2 separate regions of the Homo sapiens genome follow, and region 2 is linked to region 1. A link is a loop called in an ENCODE intact Hi-C map of the cell type or tissue named here. Cell type or tissue: heart right ventricle. All regions are shown on one strand. Links, peaks and the distances in the headings refer to the core of each region. The heading gives the core; the rest is flanking DNA. Region 1 has its middle 68 kb from the start of ZNF100. Region 2 overlaps LOC105372323 (a long non-coding RNA gene).

Region 1 (10,615 bases), core at 1,597-9,596:
TTAGAGGACAGGTAAAATCAAACTGTGCTCTCTACAGGGGAATTTCCCTGCTGGAGAGAGCTTTTCTTGAATGAGCTGAAATCCAATGTAAATGTTGGTGCTTATTGTGTTGGCAGTCTGCAGTTGTCATGCAATCACCATGGTTGCCGCATCCCCAGGACATAGCCACTTTCTTGATTACCTAGCCCGCCTCAATAGTACTTGATTTATTCCCCAACTATCAACTCTAAGGCTCAGATTTAGCTGTTATGTCAACATTGTCAACAGTGGCAAAATTAAAATTTTTAAATCAAACATATTTGAGCTTCATTTGGGTCACTAGCTGTGTATCCAAGATAAATCATTTTACATTTCTGGAGCCTCAATATTCATTATTAATAAAAATTATTTCCCCCAAGGCTATTTTAGTTCATGCATGGTAGCTATAATACATGAAAGTCTTGTCTAAATATTATATTAAATACTTAGGAGAAAGAAAATCATATTTCAAAGATATAAGTGAGTTGGTATATTTTGTCATATTTAGTGTATTTTTTCTTTTTTAAAAATGCCAAAATAAGAATTTTATTATTTTTTCTGGAATAACAGAATGTTTCTAAGTTATGACTTTGCTGATTTTTACATATGGTTTTCTGCTACTGTTGAATGTAGGTTAAATTTCAAACCCACTGTTTTTTAGCTTGTGTGGTTTTTGGGGTCATTTTGGGGAACAAAATATATTAGACATTGACTGTTTGGGGAAACTTGGTTTCATTCCTGCCCTCTTTCTTTTATTACATCTAGGGCTTCAAAAATGACTAGGATTCTAATAAGGTTGATTTGAAATCAAGCAACAGAAATTCCCAGAAAAGTCTCAGGGAAATAGCTACTGGATAGTGTCTTTTTGTGAGATTTATACATGAAACAGAGTTCAATAAAATTTATAAAATTATTGCAAGTTTTTGGGCCAGGTGTGGTGGCTCACCCCGGTAATCCCAGCCCTTTGGGAGCCCGAGGTGGGTGGATCACCTGAGGTCAGGAGTTCGAGACCGGCCTGGCCAACGTGGTGAAACTCTGTCGCTACTAAAAATGCAAAAAATAGCTGGGCATGGTGGCAGGCACCTGTAATCCCAGGTATTTGGAGGGCTGAGGCAGGAGACTTGCTTGAACCTGGGATACAGAGGTTGCAGTGAGCCGAGATTGTGCCACCACACTCCAGCCTGGGTGACAGAGCGAGACTCTATCTCAAAAAAAAAAATTGCAAGTTTTTTAAATTTAGAAACTAATTGCCTTCAACATATTAGTGCCTTGTCTTAGTTTGTCTACAGCAACCCTACCTTGGGGAAGCTAAAATTACAGAAAAGGATATTGCTACTGTAATAAGTTTTGGAACAAATACTTATGTGCTTATGAACATTCCTCCTTAATAATCCTTAGATACATGTCATTCTGGCTCAATCCTTTTGGCAGGACTGTTTGTAATTCCAGAGACTTTTTCTCACCAAAGAGAAGCCATGGAGTTTTCAACTTTTTTTTTTTTTTTTTTTTTTGAGATGGAGTCTCACTCTGTCACCAGGCTGGAATGCAGTGGTGTGATCTCGGCTCACTGCAACCTTCACCTCCCGGGTTCAAGCCATTCTCGTGCCTCAGCCTCCTGAGTAGCTGGGATTAGAGGTGTGCGCCACCATGCCCAGCTAATTTTTGTATTTTTAGTAGAGACGGGGTTTCACCACGTTGGCCAGGATGGTCTTGATCTCTTGACCTTGTGATCCGCTTGCCTAGGCCTCCCAAAGTGCTGGGATTACAGGCATGAGCCACCATGCCCAGCCTCAGCTTTTTATGTTTATGTTTACTAGTGAGCTTCATAGTTGACATCATTATATTGGGGTCCCCCAGGAACCTCTGAGCCTTAGAGCTGACCATCCTACCTCATCCTTCTTGCTTCTCATGCTCTGTTGTTGACTCCCTCTCACTTCATGTTTGAGCCTTCATGAAACTTCAGTTTGGAGAAACCAGAGACACGGGTTGCCATATATCTTGAGAATCAGGATCCTCTTGAGGATAAAGACTTTACATTTATCATTCATGTTACAAAACAGTATTTTTAAGATGTGAACATGTTTCAGTGAAATTAAATAAAATGATTTTATCAGTATGCCAATGTGATCAAAATAACTGTATCAAGTTCACCAAATGTTTTGCTTTAGACTCTCCCAAAACAAAGATCAATATGTATGCACTGGTAGATGTTAGTTTTTTTGGTGTAGCTTTTTGTTTGCATTTTTAAAGATTTTTTTTCTACTCTATGCTGATGTTAAGCTACACAAAGCTTACCAAAAACTTAATTTTATCACATTTTTCAAGTGAAAGGTTAAATACTTTTTTTTTTTTTTTTTTTTTGAGGCAGAATCTCACTCTGTAACTCAGGCTAGAATGCGGTGCTTCAATCTCAGTTCACTGCAATCTCTGTCTCCTGAGTTCAAGCTATTCTCTTGCCTCAGCCTCCTGAGTAGCTGGGATTACAGGTGCTTCCCACCATGCTTGATTTTTGTATTTTTAGTAGTGATGGGTTTTACCATGTTGGCCAGGCTGGCCTTGAACTCCAGACCTAAAGTGATCCACATGACTCAGCCTCCCAAGTGCTGGGATTACAGGCATGAGTCCCCATGCCCAACCTAAATACTTACATATTGAAATTGACATTCTAGATTATTCTTTTCCACATTATATCGTCTGTAATTATTAGTACTGCATTGCAGTTTTTTCTTGCACAAGCTTATAAAAATATATCCAGTTGATTTCTTAGATAAGAGAAGAATCTGTTTTTTCAGACAGTAGCATGAGAATTCTTGACATACTATCTTTAGAGATACTGAAAGCAACTGGATAAATTTGCTGAAATTTGTCTTTGTTCATAAGCCCACTAGAGGCTAAGTCATAGCAACACACGTTGCCATAGTTCAATTCAAATTTTTTTGTCTAAAATCTTGTTGAGCCACATCCATCTATGTATGTAACACTAACTTGGTGACAGCTTCTTTATACTAAACCAGAACTCATTTTACCTGGTGGTTTTGTTTTAAATGTATGAGCTGTGCTATATGATATTCCAATAACTAATCAAAATGTAATTCAGAGACTATGGAGAAAAAGTCACATAGGCACACTAAAAATGAGTTGGAATCTGGCAGCTGACACTGATTAACAGGTTGAGCAGATTAGACTAGACCTAAATCCCTGTAAACAATATTAAAAGAAAGAATTTTTATTAATAACATCCTTGACAATGTAATAGGCCTATGAGATTTGAAAAGAAATTGATTAGTTTACCCATCATCAATCCATATTAAACTATCAAATTTTGAACACACCATAAAAAATAAAATTAGTAAACTATTCTTAGAGTTAATCTGATTAAAACAAGACTTCTGGGTATTTGAAAACACCAAATTATTGATGAAAAATACCCATTTTGAACAAATTCTTGATCATATATTATACATCATACATATATGATAATGTATGATTGCATATATGATATGTATGTATGATGTATGATATATATGATCAATAATTTGTTCAAAATGGACATTTTCATCAATAATTTGGTGTTTTCAAATACCCAGAATATATATATATTTTTTAAATACCCAGAATATATATATATATTACTACTAAGTAAAACCTAATACTAATAGCTTTGATTTATAAAATATTTGTGAATTTCTATCCTGTAGTGAAAAATCAAGAAATTATTTAAATCTGCTATCTAAATTTTGATTATAATATTTGGTATTTTAATTAAGTGCATGTATTCATATACTATGGCAAACCACCTATTTCTTTACTATCCTGCCATTTTATAAAATAAACCTGAATTTGTGGAGATATTTGTAAAAAAAAAATTATTTCTAAAAAAAGTTTTGATTTAGACATCAAAATAGATATTAATGTCACATTATAAACATAGTTTGCTGAACCCTACAGTAATCTGTAGTTTGTGTACAACAGTCTTAGATTACCTAAAACAAAAAGTCTCTTTCTTATGTTTAACATGCAAAAGTCCAAAATATATCCAGACAGATGGAAACTGTGACTGCCATCTTAAGATACAAATGTTTCAGCACGATAACACTGTTCTGTGTATGTACAGATGGAAAAACCAAACTTTGAAGTTTTCAAATCATAAACAGGAGTGTAATTTGTGATTCTAAACCTTAAATATAGGAAACAAACACATACAGTTTACTCTTCTTAATTTAAAATATACTGTTCTTTGAACAATTCAAGTAATGTTAGACTATCAAAAATTTCATAAGCCATACAAGTGTCAACTGCATTTTCAAAATTATAAGAACTTAAGAGTAAACTAAACTGATACAGTTCAGTTTAAAAAGTAAACTACTTTTTATTTGCCTTTGTGATAAGAATCACCTGTATTTATTTTGGAACAAACAAGAAATTATATGGTGGTAACTTGCTGGGTGCTGACTGTGATGGTATTTACTTTCCTAGGGATAGGAAGATCCAGTGGACCAGAATCATAAGCACCTTGCCATGTTCATTGCTGTTCTTTTTTTCTGTGACTAAGATTCATTTCCCAGACTCTGAAATGGCTGCATTGTCTGGGGTAAATACCTGGGGTTTGTTGTCTCACACGAGGAAAATTTAGAACACGAACACACACGAGGATTGATTTTGGGGTGGAAAGTTTAATAGACAACACGCCTGTAATCCCAGCACTTTGGGAGGCCGAGGCAGGTGGATCACGAGGTCAGGAGATCGAGACTATCCTGGCTAACACGGTGAAACCCCGTCTCTACTAAAAATACAAAAAATTAGCCGGGCGTGGTGACGGGCGTCTGTAGTCCCAGCTACTCGGGAGGCTGAGGCAGGAGAATGGCGTGAACCCGGGAGGCAGAGCTGGCAGTGGGCCGAGATGGCGCCACTGCACTCCAGCCTGGGCGACAGAGTGAGACTCCGTCTCAAAAAAAAAAAAAAAAAAAAAAAAAGAAAGTTTAATAGGCAAAAATAACAGAGAGAGAGAAAGCTCCTCATGCTGAGAAACAGGGTCACCTAAAAAATTTCCTGGTTGCGGGTAGAACACAATTGATTTTGTAGAGAAGCTTGAGGAGTCAGTGATTGATTTACATAGGGCACAGGAGATTGGTTGACCAGGTGTGCCATTTACATAACCCATGCAAAGGCTGGCCCTCCCACCCTAGTCTTTTATTATGCAAATGTAGCTTCTACCTGTCACCATGATACCTGCTCACGTGGCTTTACCTGGCTGGTGCCATGACACCCACACAAGTGGTGTCAAAGAAAAAAGAGGAGGAATTCACCTCTGTTGAAATGTACTTGCCTTTTAATACAGCCGCCTGCATTTACAAATGAAAGTCTCCAGCCTGCTTATCAGCTTGCAGCTTGACTTTTCAGGCTGTTTTCTGTTAGAAAAGAATTGGCTTTGGGGCTGCTTTTTATTAAAGAAAAATTCTAGTGAGAGAACTCTTTTACCCTCTCTAAATGCCTAAAATAATTTCTTAATAACTCCTATATTATTCTCCCCTCAGGAGACGTATTCCTAACTGCTGTTAGGGGGTGTCAGATGACGAATCTTTCAAGATACTTCCTGCTGAAAAGGGCCATCATGTTGGGGAACAGCAGTTAGGGCTCCTCCTGAGGTTGATCTAAGAGTTCTTGAAAAAAAATGGTGTGTCCAGGCCAGGTGCAGTGGCTTATGCCTGTAATCCCAGCACTTTGGGAGGCCGAGGCAGGTGAATCACCTGAGGTCAGGAATTCAAGACCAGCCTGGCCAACATGGTGAAACCGCATCTCTAATAAAAACACAAAAATTATCCAGACTTGGTGTTGCGTGCCTGTAATCCCATCTACTAGGGAGGCTGAGGCAGGAGAATTGCTTCAACCTGGGAGGCGGAGGTTGCAGTGAGCCGATATCTCACCACTGCACTCCAGCTTGGGTGACAGAGCGAGACTTCGTCTTAAATCAAACAAACAAACAATAAAAAAAAAGAATGGTGTGTCCTCGTGTGGCTCTGTTTGCAGCACCTAGGCAAAAAAGAGATAATTTTTACCAGAAGGTTTTGAAGACAGGATTAGAATATTCATATTAAGATGACCGCTGCTAGTGGGGTAATACAACCTTATGGTATAATAGCAGAGTTCTACACCTGTTAGTTGTCCCAATGGATTGTAATACTGGTTTGCCTCCACTAGATGTTGCTGTACATTACCAGAAACGTTAATATAAAAGTAACATTTTCTTTGAGAAAAACATACATTTTCCCCTTGACTTGCCATTAGGGAATACTTTTAGGTTTAGGCCATTTTTATAACTTTCAATATGATTGGGAGAAATACATCATCCGGTGGCTAAAGTAACTTTAGTGTTAATCTTGGCAATGCCTTTCCTTTAATTATTCAACTCTTTATTTCCACAGACCATCTTATAACAAACTTTCTGACTTGTCCTAAACATCCATTCTTTAAACAACCAGTCATCTCCTTTTAGAACAAGAATTTAACATACAAGATTCTTCCTTATATAAAATCTTTCTTTATAACTGTCTTTCTGTAGCTTACAGTGCACCATATTACCAATTTTTTTTTTTTTTGAGACAAAGTCTTGCTCTTGTCCCCCAGGCTGAAGTACAATGGCATGATCTCTTGATACCCTACCTTGTTTTAACCTGATTATCTCTCTTAGCTGAGAGAGCCGGACAGACTCCATTTTATTTCCTTCACTTACAGCCCCTTTACCTCCCTCCCTTAAGGGCATAACTAGTGCAAGCTGACTCCAAGCACGTCCAGGAATGCACTTACTGATAAGATATTGAGGCAAGCTGAACCAGCAGCTCCTGGGGACGCACCTAAAACCCCTGCATTTACCTCTTTGTGATAGTTTAAACCCCTGCACCTGGAACTGTTTATTTTTCTGTAACTGCTTCTGTAACCAATTAATTTTTTTAACTTTCTGCCTGTTCTACTTCTGTAAAAATTGCTTTAGCTAAACTCCGCCTCCCCTATTTAGACCACGATATAAAAAAAATCTAGCCCCTTCTTCGGGGCCGAGAGAATTTTGAGCACTAGCTGTCTCTCGGTCACCGGCAATAAAAGGACTCCTGAAATTAGTCTCAGAGTGTGGCGTTTCTCTACAACTCGCTCGGTTACAACATTTGGAAGCCCCAGCAAGATAATTGCCACCTGGTGAGTGCCGGACTCGCTCCAGGCTCTCCTGGCTGGACAGCGGGCTTATAGGGGAGGCACCTCCTGAAGCTGTTCCAGAGACCCGTAGGCCACTGTCTTCCGGAGGGGAACGGATCGACTGCCGGTGTGTGCCCTCCAAAATCAACTCCTGAGTCCTGCATTTCTGGTCCTGGGAAGGTAAGTCAGATCTGACTCTGTTTCTCTGGGAGGGAAGCGGCCCTGACGAGGGCGTCCTTCTGACTCTGCCCATATTCCAGGATGCTGGAGGACGGAGTCCTGGTTTCTGTCAGCCTTCTCTGTTAAGACTAGCCTCTCTCTCTCTCTCTCTCTCTCTCTCTCTCTCTCTCTCTCTCTGTCTTTCTCTCTGTCTTTCTCTCTCTCTCTTTTTATCTCTTCTCCTTCTCTCATTCAGGTTTCTAGGAGACCTCTGTTTTAGAATGGGAATAAAGAATTGTGATAAACTCTGTGTAAGTGTGTGTGTGAATGTGGGGTTCAAGGGCTTGTCCTTGAATTTCCAGTTTGCAGCTCCACGGTGAAAGCTACGGAGTTGGAGTGGGCCCTCACCTGTGGTTCCGTGGCGACCTCATAAGGCTTAAGGCAGCATCGGGCATAGCTTGATCTGAGCCGGTGGGTTTATACCGGTCTGCCAATGCCAAGAGGAGCCTAAGTCCCCTCCGGCGGAGCAGCCAGGTGGGCATCTGGCTGATCCCATCACGGGACCCCCTCCCCTTGTCTGTCTATAAAAATTGTCATAATTGTTTGTATACCCCGGTGTCTCTTGTCCTGTCTGGTGTCTGTCTAAGTTTCACATGTCAGGTCATCGATATTTCCGAAGATGACTGGGCAAGAACTTCTTTAAAGTCCTGAATGCAGATTTTCTAACACAGGAGGTCAAATTTCTCATCAGTCATTTGGGCTGGTCTTCCCAGTCCTGCCTTTTCTGTCAGAAACAAATCAGGTGTTGTTACGGGGAGGCGTGTGGGGAACATTTGCCCGTTTGGGATTTCTGGCACCATAAAGATTGCTAGCATTTGGATTGCCACACCCCATGCCCCAGTGACTGGACCACCTCTGCCTTAGACCAGTGGTGGATTCAAAATAGCCACCCTGCAGTCCTCCTTGCTCACCTTTTCTGTCATCCCATAACTTTTCCCATGCCCTTAGATAAGGCACTGTGCAGAGAAACCTGTGCCCATACTGCTTTACTCCACCTGGATTCTTATTCTATCCCTCTGGCTACTCTCCTACCTTAGAAAAGATCAGAGTGGCCCCTTTCCTCCTCATCCCCATCCCTTACCCCACCCATCTTGTTTTCCTGTGTCACAGCAAGTCCAACGTCCAATGACTCTACTCTCCCTCCTAAAATCCTTAAAAGAAAGGGCCAACTTTAAACTTTTTGCCTTTGAGTCGTGGAGATACCAAAGATATTTGGGCTATAAGTCAGAAAGGAGGGGAGGATCACATAGGTCCCACTGGCCTCAGACCCACCTCTTGTCCTCCCCCTAGATCTCAAAGCTTAAAGAAACAGAACTTATGTGACAAGAAGTGTTGGCTATAGTTGTTTTCCTACTTCTTCTGGTTATAATACTTCTGTTCTTCCTATACTACAGCCCCCCAGATTGTGAATTTCTCTGTCCATGCTGAGTTTAATATTTCGCCTAGACCTTGTTAATTGCCTCCAGAATGGGGAACTCTTCTTCCTGGCCCCATAAAGATTGGAGCCCTTCCAATATACGTTACAAAATTCCTCTCTGGGCTTCTCAGAGGATTATGGAGTCTGCCTTAAGAAAGCAAACTCTGGACACTTTATGAAGTGGAATGGCCACAGTTTGGAACCAGGTGGCCCCTAGAAGGGTCACTGAATCTCACAACTGTGCAGACTGTGTGGCAGGTCATTGCTGGAACTCCCGGACACCCCAATCAGTTTCCTTACATTGATCAATGGCTAGATTTGGTCCAGAGCCCTCCTCCATGGCTCTGCTCATGCACCATTCATGATCCCACCTCCCAGGTCCTTTTGAGCCCGACTGCACTTTTGCCCCAACCCTCAGCTCCCTCGGCTCCTCCTGTACTGCCTCCTTCTAAAGAAGAGGAAAGTTTTCCTCACCCATGTTTGCCACCCTACAACCCTCCTGCTCTCCCAGAATCTTCCCATGTCTCCTTGACTACATGCTCTGTGGCTTCTCCACCTATAGCCACCCAATTACGGCCTCAGCCAGAGGAGGTGGCCCCTCTCCTCCTGCTGAGAGAGGCCCAAATCCCTCCAGGCAGTGAGCGCTCTGCTCCATTTTTAGTTTATGTCCCCTTCTCTACTTCTGACCTGTACAATTGAAAGGTTCATAATCCCCCCTACTCTGAAAAGCCCCAGGTCTTGACCTCACTGATGGAATCCATGCTCCGGACTCACTGGCCCACCTGGGATGCCTGTCAGGAACTCCTTTTAACACTTTTCACCTCTGAAGAGAGGGACTGTATCTGAAGGGAGGCTAGGAAGTATTTCCTTACATCAGCCGGTAGACCAGAGGGGGAAGCCCAAGACCTCCTAGTGGAGGTTTTTCCCTCTACCCGGCCCAGTTGGGATCCAAACTCCTCATGGGGAAAGACAGCTTTGGATGATTTTCACTGGTATCTCCTTGTGGGTATCAAAGGAGCAACTCAAAAACCCATAAATTTATCTAAGACAACTGAAGTTTTCTAGGGGCCTGATGAGTCACTGGGAGCATTTTTGGAACACCTCCAGGAGGCCTATTGGACTTACACCCCTTTTGAGCCAGCGGCTCCTAAGAATAGCCGTGCTATTAATTTGGCATTTGTGGCTCAGGAGGCCCCTGATATTAAAAAGAAATTACAAAAATTAAAGGGATTTGCTGGAATGAATATCATTCAGCTTTTAGAAATAGCACAGAAAGTTTTTGACAATCAAGAGTTTGAAAAACAAAAAGAGGCATCTCAGGCAGCTGAAAAGGCTGCTGACAAAGCATCAAAAAGACAGGCAAAAATCTTAGTGGCTGCCATCCAAGAAGCCAGGAGGGAAGGGCCCCCAGCACAGAGCGCTGGCCAGGAGATCTCGGGTCCCTGCCAAAAAGGCCAAAAAGGTGAGCAGGCTCCTGTACTAAAAAACCAATGTGCTTATTGCAAGCAGATTTGACACTGGAAGAAGGAACGCCCATTAAAACCAGAAGAAAAACCAGAGAATAAAAAGGTCCTCATCCTCCCTGCTGTGGAGGAATATGCTGATTGATGGGGCTGGGTCTCCCTCTCCCTTGGCCCCCGGGAACCCATGGTGTCCGCCACAGTGGGGGGCCGGCCTGTACGTTTCCTAATTGACACCAGGGCAGAACACTCAGTACTGCAAATGCCCTTGGGCAGTGTCTCTAATAAAAAGGTGGCTGTGCAAGGGGATACTGGA
Region 2 (10,615 bases), core at 1,759-9,758, 94 kb after region 1:
TGTATGTGCAGGTTCCTAACTTTGTTCCTGTACATTCATAGTCAGTAACGTACAGTAGAGGTTTAACTAGGGTATTCCTTATCCAGGTAGTGTGTACACAGTGTGGGCATTCTTCTAGGGATTTCTCCCCTTCTAGTATAGGCAGAAATGGTAACAACGTCAGTGTATGTAATAGAAACATGCTTACACTACACATGGGCATGGCAAACCTTCCTCTGGGCATAGACGTTTGCAGTATTTGCAGTAATAACATAACAACAGAACAATCAGTATTGACAGAATTATAACTAGGCTTATAAATTGTATCCACATTTACTTATCCGGAGATTGTCCCCTTAGCTTTGGCTGTGCGTAGACTAGTCAGCTTCCAGGATGTGACTAGAGCAGAGCTTACAGGATCCTCAAGCTTCAGCCGTGCATAGACTGACCAGCCTCCAGTGTGGTCAGAGCAGGGCAGTTGTCCTTCTTACCGGTGGTTGGGTTTCACCATGGGACTATTCGGGTGGGGCAATCTGGGTCTTGTTGGCTAATCCACTGTTCGTCGTTGGGAGTCACTGCTGCCACTGGTTTCAGCCGACTATGGTGAATCCAAGGTGTGAAACGTGCAACTTTAACAGCAGTGGGACTAGGCATGATCACGATATGGGGCCTATCCTATATGGGTCCTAGTGTGGTTGGATTCCATTTTTTTTCCTTTTTTTTTTTTTTTGAGATGGAGTCTCGCTCTGTCGCCGAGGCTGGAGTGCAGTGGCGCAATCTCAGCTCACTGCAAGCTCCACCTCCTGGGTTCACGCCATTCTCCTGCCTCAGACTCCTGAGTAGCTGGGACTACAGGGGCCCGCCATCATGCCGGGCTAATTTTTTGTATTTTTAGTAGAGATGGGTTTTCACCGTGTTAGCCAGGATGGTCTCGATCTCCTGACCATGTGATCCACCTGCCTTGGCCTCCCAAAATGCTTGGATTACAGGCGTGAGCCACCACACCCTGCCTCCATTTTTTAACTTAAACAAAATCCTTAGGTTTGAAAGGGTGTACTGGGTCTGTTTGACTTATAGGCATTTTTTTTCTATACCTAGCCATGCATTTTTGCATGGCCATACTTAAAGCCTGAATTTGCCTTCTTAAAGTTAGTTCTTCTAGTTTACAGAGATTACCTTTAATCTGACTTATGATGGGGGGTGGCTGGCTGAATAAAATCTTACAGGGCGAATACCCAGTTGTTTGGTGGGAGTGCACCTGACTCGGAGGAGGACAACAGACAAGACCTGATCCTACTTTTGATGAGTTTGACAAAATTTCTTCAGCAGCTGTTTGAGTGTCTGGTTTATGCACTCCACTTTACCTGAGCTCTGCGGCCTGTAGGCTGTATGTAATTTCCACTTTATTTTAATAGTCAAGTAAAGTCCTGAACTATTTCAGCCACAAATGTTGGTCCATTGTTTGATCTTAGAGTTAGAGACAGTCCAAATCTGGGAATAATGTCTTTTAACAACACCTTGGTCACCTCTAGTGCCTTCCCTGTCTGGGTGAGGAAGGCCTTGACTTATCCTGAAAAGGTGCAAATGAACACCAACATGTACTGATAGCCCTCCCTCTCAGGGCAATTAGGTGAAGTCTATAAGCAGTTTTTCACAGGGCACGGCTCCCTGGCTCCTGTTTCCTGAACTCCCAGGGGCGGAGTAGGCCCTCCTTGTCATGGATTGTTCTGAGTGCAAGTTAAACACTGTTTGTTTACAAATGGCTTGAGTAATAGCAGTGAGCCATGGTGCATAGAAATGATGCCTTAATAATGTCTTTAGTGCTGTTTTTTTTTTTTTATGTGAGTTCTTTGGTGGAATTGTTTTACAAATCTGGAGGTCACCATTTCTGGTATGGCTAGCCTCCCACTGGAGAATTTTTACCATCTTCCTTTAGTGTAGTTCTTATTTTTCTGGGCAAAACAAGCCCTTTCACTTGGAGCATAGCTTGGGATCTCCGGGAGGGGAATCTCTGGGAAGAGAAGCATAGCTAAGACTTCCTCTTTAGAAGGTGGAGTTGTCATTGCAGCCTGCTTTGCCTCTTTGTCTGCTTTTTTATTTTTATTTTTTTAGCCTTTAGTGTTCTTCCTTTTTTGGTTCCCCTTGCAGTGCATCACTGCCACCTCTTTTGGGTCCTATACAGCATTTAAGAGCTGTAGAATTTCTTCCTTGTACTTTATTTCTTTACTTTCAGCAGTTAAAAGTCTTTTTTCTTTGTAAATCACCTCATGAACATGCAAAGTGGCAGAAGCATATTTGGAATCTGTGTAAATATTTGTCTTTTGGTCTTTTGCTAGCCAGAGAGCTCTTGTCAGAGATATTAGCTCTGCTTTCTAAGCAGAAGTTTCTGTAGGCAGAGACTGCACCTCTACTACTGAGTCCAAAGTCACCACTGCATACCCAGCTCGGCAGACTCCCTTTAGTGATTTTAGTGAAAATCACTGATTTTCAGCAGCCTCAGGGTTAAATGGAGTGCACAATCAAAATGCCTTACAAAGTCTTTCATAAAACTTTAGTATGAAACTGCTTCCATCAGTAAAATATTTAATGTCCAGTTTCCCTGAGGGGCTATCAAATCTCTCTGGCTTGAGAAAACTTCATCTATCATGTTGACACAGAAATGAAAGGGGTCTCCTGGCACTGACTTGATGAGGAGCAATGTAGCCAGGTTTAGGCTATTCACAGTCTCTAAAGTCAGTTTATTAGCTTCTTGCACCAGTAGGGCAGTGGCAGCTAGTGCTTTAATAGCTTTAAAACAAAGAGGCCATCCAAGTGCCACAAAGTCTAATTGCCTGGATAAGTATGTCACTGGGTGATGCCATAAACTTATGGCTTGAGTTAGAACCCTTATGGCCTCCCTTTCACTTGTGGACATACAAGAAGATAGGCTTAGTTAGTTTATCCGGCAGTCCTAAAGCTGGGGCCTGAGTCAAGCTTTTTTGATTTCTTTAAACCCCTTCTCCTGGGAGCGTCTCTGCCCGGCCGCCATCCCATCTAGGAAGTGAGGAGCGTCTCTGCCCGGCCCCCCATCGTCTGAGATGTGGGGAGCGCCTCTGCCCCGCCGCCCCGTCTGGGAGGTGAGGAGCGTCTCTGCCCGGCCGCCCCGTCTGAGAAGTGAGGAGCCCCTCCGCCCGGCAGCCGCCCCGTCTGAGAGGTGAGGAGCCCCTCCGCCTGGCAGCCGCCCGGTCTGGGAAGTGAGGAGCGTCTCCGCCCGGCAGCCACCCCATCCGGGAGGGAGGTAGGGGTCAGCCCCCCGCCCGGCCAGCCGCCCCATCTGGGAGGGAGGTGGGGGGTCAGCCCCCGCCCGGCCAGCCGCCCCGTCTGGTAGGTGGGGGGTGCCTCTGCCCGGCCGCCTCTACTGGGAAGTGAGGAGCCCCTCTGCCCGGCCACCACCCCGTCTGGGAGGTGTACCCAACAGCTCATTGAGAACGGGCCATGATGACAATGGCGGTTTTGTGGAATAGAAAAGGGGGAAAGGTGGGGAAAAGATTGAGAAATCGGATGGTTGCTGTGTCTGTGTAGAAAGTAGTAGACATGGGAGACTTTTCATTTTGTTCTGTACTAAGAAAAATTCTTCTGCCTTGGGATGCTGTTGATCTATGACCTTACCCCTAACCCTGTGCTCTCTGAAACATGTGCTGTGTCCACTCAGGGTTAAATGGATTAAGGGTGGTGCAAGATGTGCTTTGTTAAACAGATGCTTGAAGGCAGCATGCTCGTTAAGAGTCATCACCACTCCCTAATCTCAAGTACCCAGGGACACAAACACTGCGGAAGGCCGCAGGGTCCTCTGCCTAGGAAAACCAGAGACCTTTGTTCACTTGTTTATCTGCTGGCCTTCCCTCCACTATTGTCCTATGACCCTGCCAAATCCCCCTCTGCGAGAAACACCCAAGAATGATCAATTTAAAAAAAAAAAAAAAAAAAAGATAAGCTCCATGGCATCTGCCATGAAAGGCTCTGGCATCTGCCACGAAAGGCTCTACCCACATCAAAGGTGTTCCTTGCAAGACCACTGGACTGCCTGGCCCAGACCAGGAGATTCTTTTTGTCTCTGTTGCTCTTCATGGACTGGTTCATTAACCTTTTTTTCCCATTTCTTTTCTCTTGATGTTAAATGTTATTTTGTTTGTTGTAGATGTTTAACCCATAACATTTATATATTGATTAGGTGTACTATTATGTATAATTTGCAATATAGAGTGACTTGTGGAGTGGCTTCAAAAAAAAATAAATAAATAAAAGCCTTCTCCTGGTTGGCCTCCTAGAGGAGAGGCTCTTTCTTTCCTCCTCTTTGTGGCTTTGTATAATGGCTTAGCCATGAGCAAGAAATTTGGGATCTAAATGTGGCAGAACCTTGCTGCCCTTAGGAACTCTCTTATTTGACACCAGGTTGTTGGAGTAGGAAGTACACAAACAGCCTGCTTTTGTTTACTACTAAGCCATCTTTCCTCTTGGTTTATATAAAAGCTTAAATACTGGACACTTTTAGAGCAGATTTGAGCTGTTTTCTGATACTTTATATCCTGCCTTTCACAGCAGGTGCAGGGGGTCTTGGGTTTTTCCTGGGTGCAGTAGCCCTTGGCCGGTGGTTTTTTTTTTTCATACCATGGCCTTGACAATTCTCCTTATTCTTTTTATGTTTTTGAGATGGAGTCTTGCTCTGTCACCCAGGCTGGAGTGCAGTGGCGCGATAGCTCACTGCAAGCTCCGCCTCCAGGGTTCACGCCTTTCTTCTGCCTCAGCCTCCCGAGTAGCTGGGACTACAGGTGCCTGCCACCATGCCCGGCTTTTTTTTTTTTTTTTTTTTTTTTTTTTTGTATTTTTAGTAGAGACAGGGTTTCACCGTGTTAGCCAGGATGGTCTCGACCTCCTGACGTCGTGATCCACCTGCCTCGGCCTCCCAAAGTGCTGGGATTACAAGCGTCAGCCACCATGCCCGGCCCATTCTCCTTATTCTTTTGACGTGTATCCTTCTAGTGTCCTTTCCTTTTGCACCGTGCACATAAATCTCTCTCTAGCCTTGGCCAGCTTTCAAACTCCTGTCCGGACTAGCCTTTTCCGTGACTGTGTTCACGCCTGCGTCCATGCCTCTTTGCAAAGCCAGCTTCTCTTCCCACAAGGGCTGCTGCTAGTAAATTAGCCTTTCTTAAGCCTCTGATCAGCTTTCTTCTTTGCCTCCTGATCTCGTTAATGTACACCCTGGTAGCCACTTTAATAAGCTGAGTAGCATTCATGCCTACAGAGCTTCTAACTTCTGCAATTTATGCCTGATATCTCCTTGGGTCTGCCTTACAAATGCCGTATTCACCTTGCACTGATTTTCAGCAGCCTCAGGGTTAAATGGAGTGTGCAACCAAAATGCCTTACAAAGTCTTTCATAAAACTGGCTGGTGCTTTTATCTGCACCCTGGAGCACCTCTGAGATGTTTTATATTGGTTGCCTTTTTCTTTTACCATCCTTTAGCCTTTGCAGAAGTGCTTCTCGGCACTTTTGTGGGTGCTGAAGGTGGACTGCATCATCTGCATCCTGGTGGGGGTCCTCTTGTCCTTTTTAGAGGCAGAAGCATAACTTGGGCATGGCTCGACCTGAGATGGCCTGCCTGACTTTTCCAGCCTTTCGCTTTAACTTCCCAGAGCTCTGATTTCTCTTTCTCGGGTGAGACTGGGAGCCTGTATCTCTTTGAACTTAACTCCTTAGGGGCAGTTAGCCTTGGTAAAGGGGGGTAGATTGGAATGTAGGGAGGAGGGGTCTCTATTCCCTCCTGTGGTTCTTGCAAAACTGGTTTTCTTTTTCCTAAGACTTTTCTTTTGTCTCCATAGCTGCCAGGGTGGCTGATTTTTACTTTCACTTTTGGCTTTCACTTTTTGCTTTTGGTGCTATAAGCCTCTGTGACTTTCCCTTTAACTCTGTAGCTGCCAGTGCAGCTGGTTTCTCTTGGCATGAGCTGTGAGCGTTCTACAATAAACTGCTAAGCAGGGCTGCATTCATTTAGCCATGAGTCAATATAAAGACTAGGTCTGAATGTCCTGGCTGTCCTCTGATCCTAGTCACCACCTTAAAACACATGGCCAATTTCTCTATAGTGCCTTCGGCCAGCCATCCAACACTAAAACAGGGCTATTCTAATTCACAGTATGTCTTTAACTTTTGAACATCCAGTTTCATCCCATAATCACCTCTAAATCCTTTTTTAAAAAAATTCTTTATCGTGCACTCCAAAGGAGTTGGTTTCAATGCTTTCCCTCTCATTTCCTCCCTTGCAGTGCACTCTCACTCTCATTTTCACCCTCAGGTTCACCAGACTGGGTCCTATTACAGGAGTTTTGGATGCTGCTTAGCCAGGAATGTGCCTTCCCCTGTCACAGCCTGCTGCAGCTGCAAAGCTGATCCTATCAGCCGTATGCAACATCCTAGGTTTGATTTTGCCTACACTCGCCTCAGAGCACACAGCCTGCACTAAGGGATCTGTGCCTCCCCACATCAGTCCCCATGTTGGCCTCTCCTGAGACCATCTCTTTCACACACTTTCACACACCTCCCCTGCCCCAGGACTCCTCACTGGATGAAATGAACCTCTCTTGTGTCCTGGGTGAGCCTAGTTAGGCTCCCACATTCACACACATAAACCCATCACTCCTACCCCAGGACTCCTCATCGGATGAAATGAGCCTCTCTCATGTCCCAGGTAGGTTCACATGCACCCACACACCCCCAGTTCCTGTCTCCAGATTCTGTGAACCATTTTCACTTTGTTAGTGGGGACACGAGGTTCAATCAAATTGGCAGGCCACTCCTGCTGCCCCCAGCCACTCTGGGTTGGATTAATGGTCAGTCCCCTTCATCCCTATGGGACGGGCTTTCCTGCCTTGGGCCACTACTCCTTATCGTGGTTCCTGAAGTGCTGGTATTGTCCTGCATCTCTGTCCCCAGTTCTGTTGCACTGCTGGGCAGGGCACCAGGACATGGGGAGAGCTGGTCTCCATCCAGGTGAAACCCCCTCATGGTGCGTCTTGGATGCTGGGTCTCCCCCATCCCCGGGGCCCTAGACACACTGGCAAAGGAGACAGTAAATCTATCATCTCCAAACCCAGATAAGCCCCCAGAAATGTTGCAGGATATTTTAAAGAATCAGGGAGACCGAGGGGTTGAGGAGGATATTTATTATTTAGGTTCACTGGCCTAGTCGGATTACATCCAAAGGACTGAGCCCTGAACAAAGAGCTAAGTTATCTTTTAAGCATTTTGTGGGGTTGGGGGAGATCTGTGCAGGGGGAAGCATATTACAGAAGCGAGAAAGAAAGACAGTTATTCAATTAATTGAGACATGCATTACATCATTCTTACTTTTCAAGGAAAAACATGTTTTACGACTTGAGTTTATCTGTCTAGTGACCTTGCAGCTGCACAGCTAGAGAAACAGTGCCTGGGAAAGAAGAGATAAGGCTCACTAGCCACAGAAAAACAGGCAGTTAATTTTTAAAGGACTCCAGCTCTTTCTCTTTCTCAGGGAGAATTGGGTTTTCTTACATACAGCTGAGTTTCTGTTTACACATTCTTTAATTTATTTTAATTCCTATTCCAGTTTAAGACCAACCTGGCCAACATGGTGAAACCCCGCCTCTACTAAAAGTATGAAAATTAGCCAGGCATAGTGGTGCATGCCTGTAGTCCCGCTACTGGGAAGGCTGAGGCACAAGAATCGCTTGAACCCAGTATGCGGAGGTTGCAGTGAGCCGAGATTGCGCCACTGCACTCCAACCTGGGTGATAGAGTGAGACTCCATCTCAAAATAAATAAATGAAATTATTATTTTTTTAATTTACCCCTTGACTCTGCAATGTATTTAGGATTTTCCTCCAATGAAATAAAAATGCACAAGTGTGCAAGCAGTTAAAAAAAGGGTTTTTTTAAACCCCAATTTTTATTCTTTGTAGACACATTGGTGATCAGCCAATCAGAGGTTCATATTGAGGAGAAAAGGCAGAAATAATTCCTGCCCTTTGGATTCATCAGATTTGTGAAGAAATAAATTTTTTTCCAAAGGACTAAGAAGAACCCATTTTAGTAAGGCAATGCAAGAACCTGCAAAACAAAATGTACCTGAGGCCCACAGTGGAGTACAGTACAGTTTCTCCTGGGAAGGTGATCACTGAGTAATTGAATGGGTAGGATGGGAATGGGAGAATGTTTTGAGTGATACCATGGTCTGACTTGACAGTTGAGTCAGACATGTTTGTGTTCCAATCGGCACTGCCACTCCCTGAGTTTGTCACCTTGGAAAGATTATTTTACTTATTTCAACTTCAGTTTTTTAATTACCTTAAATTACATTTTATTAGTAGAACTTAAGACATTTTACAAGAGTCAAGTACCCAGAAAGGTGGATTTCAGTAAAATCTAGTCATATATTTATTTCATTAAAGATTCTTATCTATCTTTATTATCCCCAGAGTGAGTGTAGTAAGTTTCTTATGTGTGTTCTTTTTGGGGGGTGATTTCAAGTAAAATTCCAGGGCTTTTCTTTGAAAATGCTACCAGAAGGCTGAGTGCGGTGGCTCACACCTATAATCCTTGCACTTTGGGAGGCTGAGGCAGGCAGATCACCTGAGGTTGGGAGTTCGAGATCAGCCTGATCAACACGGAGAAACCTCATCTCTACTAAAAATACAAACTTCGCTGGCCATGGTGGCCCATGCCTGTAATCCCTGCTACTCGGGAGGCTGAAGCAGGAGAATTGCTTGAACCTGGGAGGCGGAGGTTGCGGTGAGCTGAGATCAAGCTATTGCACTCCAGCCTGGGCAACAAGAGTGAAACTCTGTCTCAAAAAAAAACAAAAAAAACAAAAAAAAAACAAAAAAAAAAAAACCAAAGCTACCAGGGAAATAAATAGGAAAAATCGCTCTTGCATTATGGCTACAGAAAGTGATATATTTCCACAGCAAATGTGATAGATTAACTGGTGAATTGCATATATTTTTCAAAACATCAGCTCCCATTTTTTGCAGGGTCTAGAATTTGTAACAGTGGACATCTGTGTTCTGTATCCTGTGGTCTGGATGTCCAAGTTTAATGCTAAATTTTATGAGATGAGACTTAGCACCTTCTAGAAATGTTCCCATATGGTTATTTATTAAATTATTTATCATGGAAATATTTAAATGACACGTTTATTTTCTGAAAGAAATAGATACTAAGTGCCTTACAATTTCCTTACAATATTCTATAAACACTGTGTTTGAGTGATTTTGCTCTTTTCTTCAAACATTGAGCATTTTCTTATTTAAAACTAAGTGAATAACCCTGACTGGGAAGTAGAAGCCTGAATTCAGTGACTCCCCAAGCTAACAATAGTTTTGCCTGCAAAGGGAGATTATTGAAGGAGCAACCAGTTCTGCCTGAGGAGCCTCCCCTGCAGATGCCCTAGCCTGCTCACAATAGCCATGGACAGAGCCTTTTATACTTAGAGAAATGACAAAACCCTGAAAAGCTGGAAATCCTTAGGCAGACACAGTTGGGATTGGCATGAAAGTGGGGTTGGGAAGCTCTTTCTGAGGATGGAGTCGTTATTTTCCTGGGGCTATTTCTAGATTTTGTAAAATAAGACAAATTCAGATTTAGGTAAGAAGTTACATGATTTTAAAGGAGTATTGCAACAAAGGGAAAGCACCAACTATAAGATGCTGGAAGATCTCAAAAGTTAGGCAGAATAGGGCTTTCTTTCATAAGGAGGAGGAAACAGGACAGAAAGAAAGGTAGGAGGGGGAGGGAGGAATAAAACATGGTGAAATCAGGTCCCAGATCAGAGAATGTTTCACCCAGAAGTTAGCCTGTTGTATTTTTTGTTGTTGTTGTTTTTTTAAAGACCGAGTTTTGCTCTTGTTTCCCAGGCTGGAGTGCAATGGTGTGATCTCAGCTCACTGAAACCTCTGCCTCCCGGGCTCCAGCAATTCTCCTGCCTCAGCCTCCTCAGTAGCTGGGATTACAGGCATGCACCACCATGCCTGGCTAATTTTGTATTTTTAGTAGAGATGAGATTTCTCCATGCTGTTCAGGCTGGCCTCGAACTCCTAACCTCAGGTGATCCGCCCACCTTGGCCTCCCATAGTGCTGGGATTACAGGCATGAGCCACTACACCTGGCTAGCCTGTTCTTAAGAGGGGTATAAAGAGGAGTTGTGTGTCAGCTCAGAGTAAGTTCAGGTCAAAGTTTGGGAGCCTGAGGAAGGAAAGAAACTTAGACAAAGTTTGGTTAACAAGTATTTTGTTCTGACCACTGAAGACAAACTTATTATTTAATTGTTTATGAGACCCCCAAAAAAGGGAATTTAGAGTCTGTGGCTTTGTGATATCAAAAACAGGAAAGATGTTTCTTTGCAGTAAATGCTCTTGGAAAACACAAAGGATGGGGGATTTCTTTAATCACAGCTGTTGCTGTTACCTACCCACCCCATTCCCCCCCACCGCTTTTTCTTGCCATTTACATTTCTTCCATTTGGCTGTTCCTGACTTGTATCTTTATAATAAACTGGTAAATGCATGTATAGTGTTTTGTTGAGTTCTGTGAGTAGTTATATTAAGTTATTAAACTTGAGGA

The links. Peaks named below come from ENCODE experiments on the same cell type or tissue, not always from the same donor. Only the 100,000 strongest peaks of a DNase experiment are listed, where the experiment ranks them.
Region 2: a loop joins it to region 1, with 2.2 times the contacts of the local background. A loop is called at or near these places in 3 of 110 quality-filtered maps.

Annotation. Positions count from the first base shown.
Region 1 is chr19:21,694,009-21,704,623 of GRCh38, reverse strand. No RefSeq gene overlaps it. Among named protein-coding and RNA genes, the nearest start is that of ZNF100, 68 kb to the left of the region's middle. RefSeq lists an enhancer at 5,297-5,797. In heart right ventricle, for the core only: a CTCF peak has its summit at 6,207 (motif pointing right); no DNase peak of the experiment used is centred there.
Region 2 is chr19:21,599,846-21,610,460 of GRCh38, reverse strand. All of the region lies in intron 3 of LOC105372323 (a long non-coding RNA gene), which reads right to left. Among named protein-coding and RNA genes, the nearest start is that of ZNF429, 100 kb to the right of the region's middle. In heart right ventricle, for the core only: no CTCF peak of the experiment used is centred there; no DNase peak of the experiment used is centred there; H3K4me3 peaks cover 2,322 bases; H3K27ac peaks cover 4,333 bases.